Linked DNA regions of Homo sapiens: region 2 is linked to region 1. The links are chromatin contacts, found by Hi-C or POLR2A ChIA-PET in ENCODE. All regions are on one chromosome and are shown on one strand. The core of a region is the stretch at or near the end of the contact, and the rest is flanking DNA. Distances in the headings are between cores, read along the strand shown. Region 1 holds the start of TMEM47 (transmembrane protein 47). Region 2 has its middle 67 kb from the start of FAM47B.

Region 1 (2,700 bases), core at 149-2,648:
GGAAGGGGTTTGTAGCGAGAAATCATAAGTTGACTGATTTTTGCTAAGGGCATAACTGGGGCGCCGGGGAAGGCAACTGGAGGGTCAGGGAGGGCGGAAAGCAGTAAAGCCCCCTGGGACTGGTAGCCTCAGTAGCTACCTTATTCTCCACTCCCCACCCCCATCTTATCCATTTGCAGCTTTCAGCGCTGGCGGAATAAAGCACAACTTTCTAGGCATCTGTGAGTAGCTCATGGAGAAAAGAAAGGTCTGGAGGAGAGAAGAGTTACTTAGAGTGGCAGAGAAAGAAAGGCAACTCACAATCAACGGCGGCGTCACCAAAAAAGGAAAGGAAAACAAGCCTGTCCCTCTCTCAACTCTTCATATCCATCAAAAACGTAAGGAAATAAAATCCAAACCGAAATACATTGGTGAAAACGCAGATAAGGTGGAGTGGAACCGGCAGAAATGTGAACACTAGGCAAATTCGTCCTCGAGAGAGGAAGGAAAAAGAGTGGGGAAGACCGAACAGCGAACCCCCGCAGCATCTCGGTGGAGTTGGGGCGTTTTTGCCTGCTTCTTTTTTAACGGGGGTGTGGAAGGCGTCGCATTTTTTTACACAGCCACATGGCTCTCGCCTCAAATGATAACAAATACCCAAAATAGCGTACGTGTTACTCCAGAACAGGAGGAATGGCCACGGGGAAGGGAGAGGGCGTGGGCTGTCGCTTTAGGTTTGGCGACCAGGGATGGGGAGGGAAGAGGGGTGGATGCCAGGGAGGTGGCGGGAGCCCCAGGATCCGAGAAGGGCCTGGACGGGGTGGGACGGGCCAGGGCAGAGGATGCGGGGACGTGGGGACAGGCGGTGACTGTCCTGGCAGTGGGGCGCGGGGCAGTCCGGGGCGGGAGGCAGGGGTCGCGGCGCGCCAGGCCCTCACCGCTGCTGAGCGTGGACTCGCAGTGCCAGATGTCCAAGCTGGCGGGTTTCCGGCAGGACTCCCACAACGACAGGTAGTACTGGTGGTCAGCTGTGACCCAGGCCGGGCTCAGCACCGCCCCCAGGTCCAGACACAGCGCCAGGAAGATGCACACCAGCCCGACCAGCTTCAAGGGGGTCAGCACCGACACGCGCACCTCCTCCATGCCGCTGCCCGCCGAAGCCATTCCTGGGCGCCGCTGTCGTCCGCCCCGCCGCAGGCGAGGACGCCAGGCGGGTCCGGAGAGCCGGGAGCCGGACCTCCCGAAGGGAGAAGCCGCCGAGCTGCCACGCGCGGGGACTCGCTCCCTCGGGGCTCTGCGCGCCCCCTGCCGCGCGGCCAAGGTGGGTCTGCGGAGGCGGCCGGCCGGGTGTGGGTCGTCGGCAGCCGCAGCGACGTCGATTCCACCCCGGACCTTCGCCGCCGGCCCCGCGCCGCGCTCTGCCAGCGCCCGCGCCCGCTCCTCCCGGCTCGGCCGGGCTCGCTCCGCCCCGGCCCCTCCCCGGGCTGCGGGAGGCGGTGCCGTACGGGGAGGGGCGGAGGGCCAGCACTTGGTGGCTTCGGCTCCAGTTCCCAGTGCCGGAGGCTCGCGCCTGTCCCGCCCCTACCCCGCCTCTGGCCCGCGGGCGGAGCCCAGTGCCAGCCCGCGCCCCCGATTCGCAGCGCGCGGCAGTTCCTTGAAGCAGCCCCGCGCCCAGCCCGGCCCTCGCCGGGCCCCCAGCCTCGCTGGCTCCAGGTCGCCGGGCTCTCCCCTTTCGCCCAGTCACGTGGGTTTCCTTTTCTTAGGGAGCAGGAGTGGGCGGTTTTCTAGAAGGCGCCAGAGGTGGATTCCTAGGTTTCCTAAGCTGTGCCTCTTGGAGCAAGGACAGGTCCTCTGTCTCTCAGTGATGTAACACGCCCCTCCCCGGACAATTTCACATCCTGAGAGATTTGCGGGACGGAGGAGAAAAGTGACTAAATGCATTTTGCCCTCTTTTCAAAACCAGACGGGCCCAGGAGTCCCCCGGTTTTCCCTGTTTTCTCACTTCTCCGCTAGCCTGCTGCCGCTTCTGTTCTCTGGGCTCACCTGCTTTTGCGCCCCCCTATGAAGGGCATTTGCTCTGAAAACGCAGGCGCTAAAAAGGAAATGAGAGCTCCTGCGAAATATGAAGTAAGTCTTATTTCCATCTCCACTGCTCTGCCCTTTGGGTGTTGGCTAAAACCTTTATTAATTCCGCTTTGCATTATGCCAAGCTGGATCTAATTCCCCTCCTGGGTATTAGGATGTCCTTGTCCTTAGCAAGATCTAGCCCAGGACCTGCAATAGGAAAAGTGATGTGTATATTTCCTGAATGGTAAACTAAGCAGTCTACAAATATTTGTTGAGCATCTAAGGGCTAAGGATTCAACACAATAGGACATCGTCCTGTTCTTAAGTAGATGCACCATATTTTCTCCCTTATGTGAGGACTAAACACCTCTTGAAATTGAAATTGAAATTTTGTAATTGCCTGGTTCAGCATGTGATTGGTGGGTTATCTGTCTCTTGTAGCTCTTTGACTCATCTCCATCTTTTCTATAAAATAAATAATTTATTGAATACATTAATGAGGAGGGGCGATGTTTCTAGATCTTTAGTCATCCCAAAAACTTGGTGAGACTCCCAAAACAGTGGTTAAGAGCTGAAGAATGCAAGAAACATGTTCTCTCTTCTATGAAACACAATCCTCAATGTTGCAAGATTTCATACTTTTGGTTGATAAAA
Region 2 (2,774 bases), core at 168-2,667, 220 kb after region 1:
GGCTTTGGGAGGCAGAATCTGTGAACTGTACCATTCTGGATACCTTGCCCTGTGGCTTCCATTCAGGTCTGGCCAATTGGAAGGATGTAATAGCAGGAGAATGGAGAAATAAGAACCTCTATCCTGGTCATGTGTAGCCACAGCTTCTTTCAGGCAAACTTCTCCCATGGCTCTCACTGTGTCTTGGCAAAATTGTTCCTTGCCTTTGTCTATTCAGACCTGGGCGAGGAAAGCCTTCCTATTGTTCCTAGTTTCTGCTTGTTTTACTGTTCCTTATTGTTTTCTCTAATCCCACAATCTCCAAATATAACCTCACCATTAAATGCTTTCCAGTTAAATTTTTTGAATGCACAATCTCTTCTACTCTCATAAAATTCTTACAGAATCAAACAGAAAGGCATTGCAGGGTTTGGAGCAGAGGAGTAACATGTTCTGATTTATGTTTTAAAAGAGTCATGTTGGCTGTTGTTTTGAAAATTGACTCTAGGGACACAAGTACACATGCAGGGAGACTATCAACAATGACAAACGCTAGTTAGGTACAAAATAAACTAACAGTGATATAAAATATTACCAGAACATTCATATTGTACAGCTGTATTAAAGATCTCATTATTCTGAAAATTTGTCAACCCTGAGTATTATAACTGCTTGTGTTTTGTTTATTCATTGTTATTTTCAACTGCCAGATTGAAAGACGAAGTTTTAAAAAATTCTCCTCAAATATGGATACTTTCACATTTGTAAACGTCAGTCTTGGTAATCTAAAATTTACTCCTGAGCTCTAACTTTTTAAACCTGATTAAATGCAAAACAATGCATAGAATCTTATAAATATTGCAGCAACTATGCACGATCAAAGAACAAACACTGATGCTATTCTTGAGACCATAAAATAAACATATTAAAAATATATGAGTAAACATGAGAGAGGCATAGAAATGCGGTGACATGTAAAATAAATACTAAAATACATACTCAACTTGTAGTGAAAAGTCAGGATTCTCTGGTCACCATCCAACCATGTACCCGCAAATCTATACAGTCGCCTCAGATCTTCATAAACTACCACTGTGCTGTATGTGTTGTTAATAAGCAGAGGGAATTTCTTACAGTGTAGATAAGGATATGAAAATTTCAAAGGAGAAGGCAGTCAGATCTAACTGTCTTCTCATGGGGTATATGATTTCACTGAGATAATAACCATATCCCAAAGAATGAAAGCCTCTTGTTTTCTAATTCTTCTAAAAATGCAGGCCTTAACTAAACTATCAACCCCAAAATTGCACTGTACTTATAAAGCAATTTTTATACAAAGTATTTTATGATTCTTAAAATTACTTAAACAACTTTCCATTTGCTATGAGAGGAATGTCAGTTGGCTGAACACATCCTCCTTGTCAGACGTGAAACTTAAACTCAGCTGTGACTCAGGGAAACCCTGGCTGCCCTTGTGAACTCCTGTTCTTTTAGCTCAGTTTCACAGGGTGAATTCACAGGTGGGAATGGACTTGGGTGAAGTTGAAAGTCACTTGAACCAGATGGTTACAAATAGGCCAAGTGTCCTGTGCCTGTATAGCTCTTTGTTTGGGTATGGGATAAGAGGCTTTCTGACTCAGCACAAATAAAACTGTTTTTTAATGAAAGGGAGGTCAAACACTCAGCCATGCCACCTGGCATCATTTAAAGAACCAGTTTGAGCTGATCATGTTCGAGTAAAATAGATACTTTTCATGTAAAATCAACAGAAAGAAAGGAGAGAGAGAAGAAAAAAAATACCCATGTCATAAAAGAGACAGTTAAAATGACCTCAGTGGAGGTTACAGTGTTGTCCACCTGTGGTTGTAAACATCGAAAGAGTGACTGCTTCTCTTTACATTTTTTTGTAGCAAGCGCAGATAGGACAGAGTCAGATAGACCCTTAGTAAATGCATTAAAACATTTAAGAGTGAGGAGGAAAATGAGTTTTCTGGGAGTGTGCAAATCCTTTAAGTCCTGGTGACAGCCAGTGTTCTGGACCCAAGTTGGAGTATTAGCTGGTAGGGAAAATGCAACAACACCAAGTAATTGGGATTTTCTTTTTATACCTTTCACAGTATCAAAAGATCATCATTTGTTTCCAAAAACTATACATATCCCCAAGTACCTAGTTGAAATAATCTGACTTCTCCATGTATCTTCTTAAGTAAGCATCAAATATCAAGTGGATTGCTTTCTTCTAGGGCAGAAGGAAGTATGTGTTGTGACTAATTATGAAAAAGTAAAACTAGCATTTATATTAATTTAAACATTTTCTGGGATGAAAGTTTGAGAATATGGAGAAGAATCCAGGAAGCTAGATTCACTAGATGTTTGGGGACAGAATAAATGGGGTCAACTCAGTGAATACAGATGAACACAAAAGGATAACACTCAGTTATAACATGAAAGCCGGATTGAAATCTGAATTCTATTATGTTTGACTAAGGACAGGGCAGTTTCTAGTAAGAGTTGGGGGAAAGCTTTGTCTTTAGTTTGTCAACAGAGGTGTCAGCTTCCTTCTTCAACCCTTCAGCGACTCAGTACATAATACTCTCCCCCACAACAATGGGTATCTCAGGTACATCGATTTACTGTGTGAATTTAATTCCATGTGTGAAATTTCTCATAGGTTCTTTCTATTTGGGGTTTTTGGGACCATCCTAGAAAATGAAAGGCTTTATCTTTGGTAAATAAATAAATAGATTTGGCCAGGCGCGGTGGCTCACGCCTGTAATCCCTGCACTTTGGGAGGC

The links. A loop is a pair of places that touch in the nucleus more often than their neighbours do. ChIA-PET counts read pairs that join two places held with the same protein, here RNA polymerase II (POLR2A). Pooled maps may share reads with other maps.
Region 2: a loop to region 1 is called in a map of PC-3, with 20 times the contacts of the local background. The contact joins the enhancer-like site here to the promoter of TMEM47 in region 1. A Hi-C loop is called at or near these places in 12 of 168 maps with a recorded cell type or tissue (Calu3, IMR-90, MCF 10A and 8 more) and 10 of 50 pooled maps. POLR2A ChIA-PET finds 5 or more read pairs at or near these places in 2 of 52 experiments (MCF 10A and PC-3).

Annotation. Positions count from the first base shown.
Region 1 is chrX:34,655,887-34,658,586 of GRCh38, forward strand. It overlaps TMEM47 (transmembrane protein 47), which reads right to left and starts at 1,399. Exons shown (of 3, transcript NM_031442.4): 1 at 918-1,399. The coding sequence starts at 1,143.
Region 2 is chrX:34,873,919-34,876,692 of GRCh38, forward strand. No RefSeq gene overlaps it. Among named protein-coding and RNA genes, the nearest start is that of FAM47B, 67 kb to the right of the region's middle. Within about 2 kb of position 1,418, at least 3 of the 41 ENCODE cell types and tissues checked have a DNase peak (open chromatin) inside an H3K27ac peak, as active enhancers do; they include IMR-90, PC-3 and ascending aorta, where a contact is called at or near this core.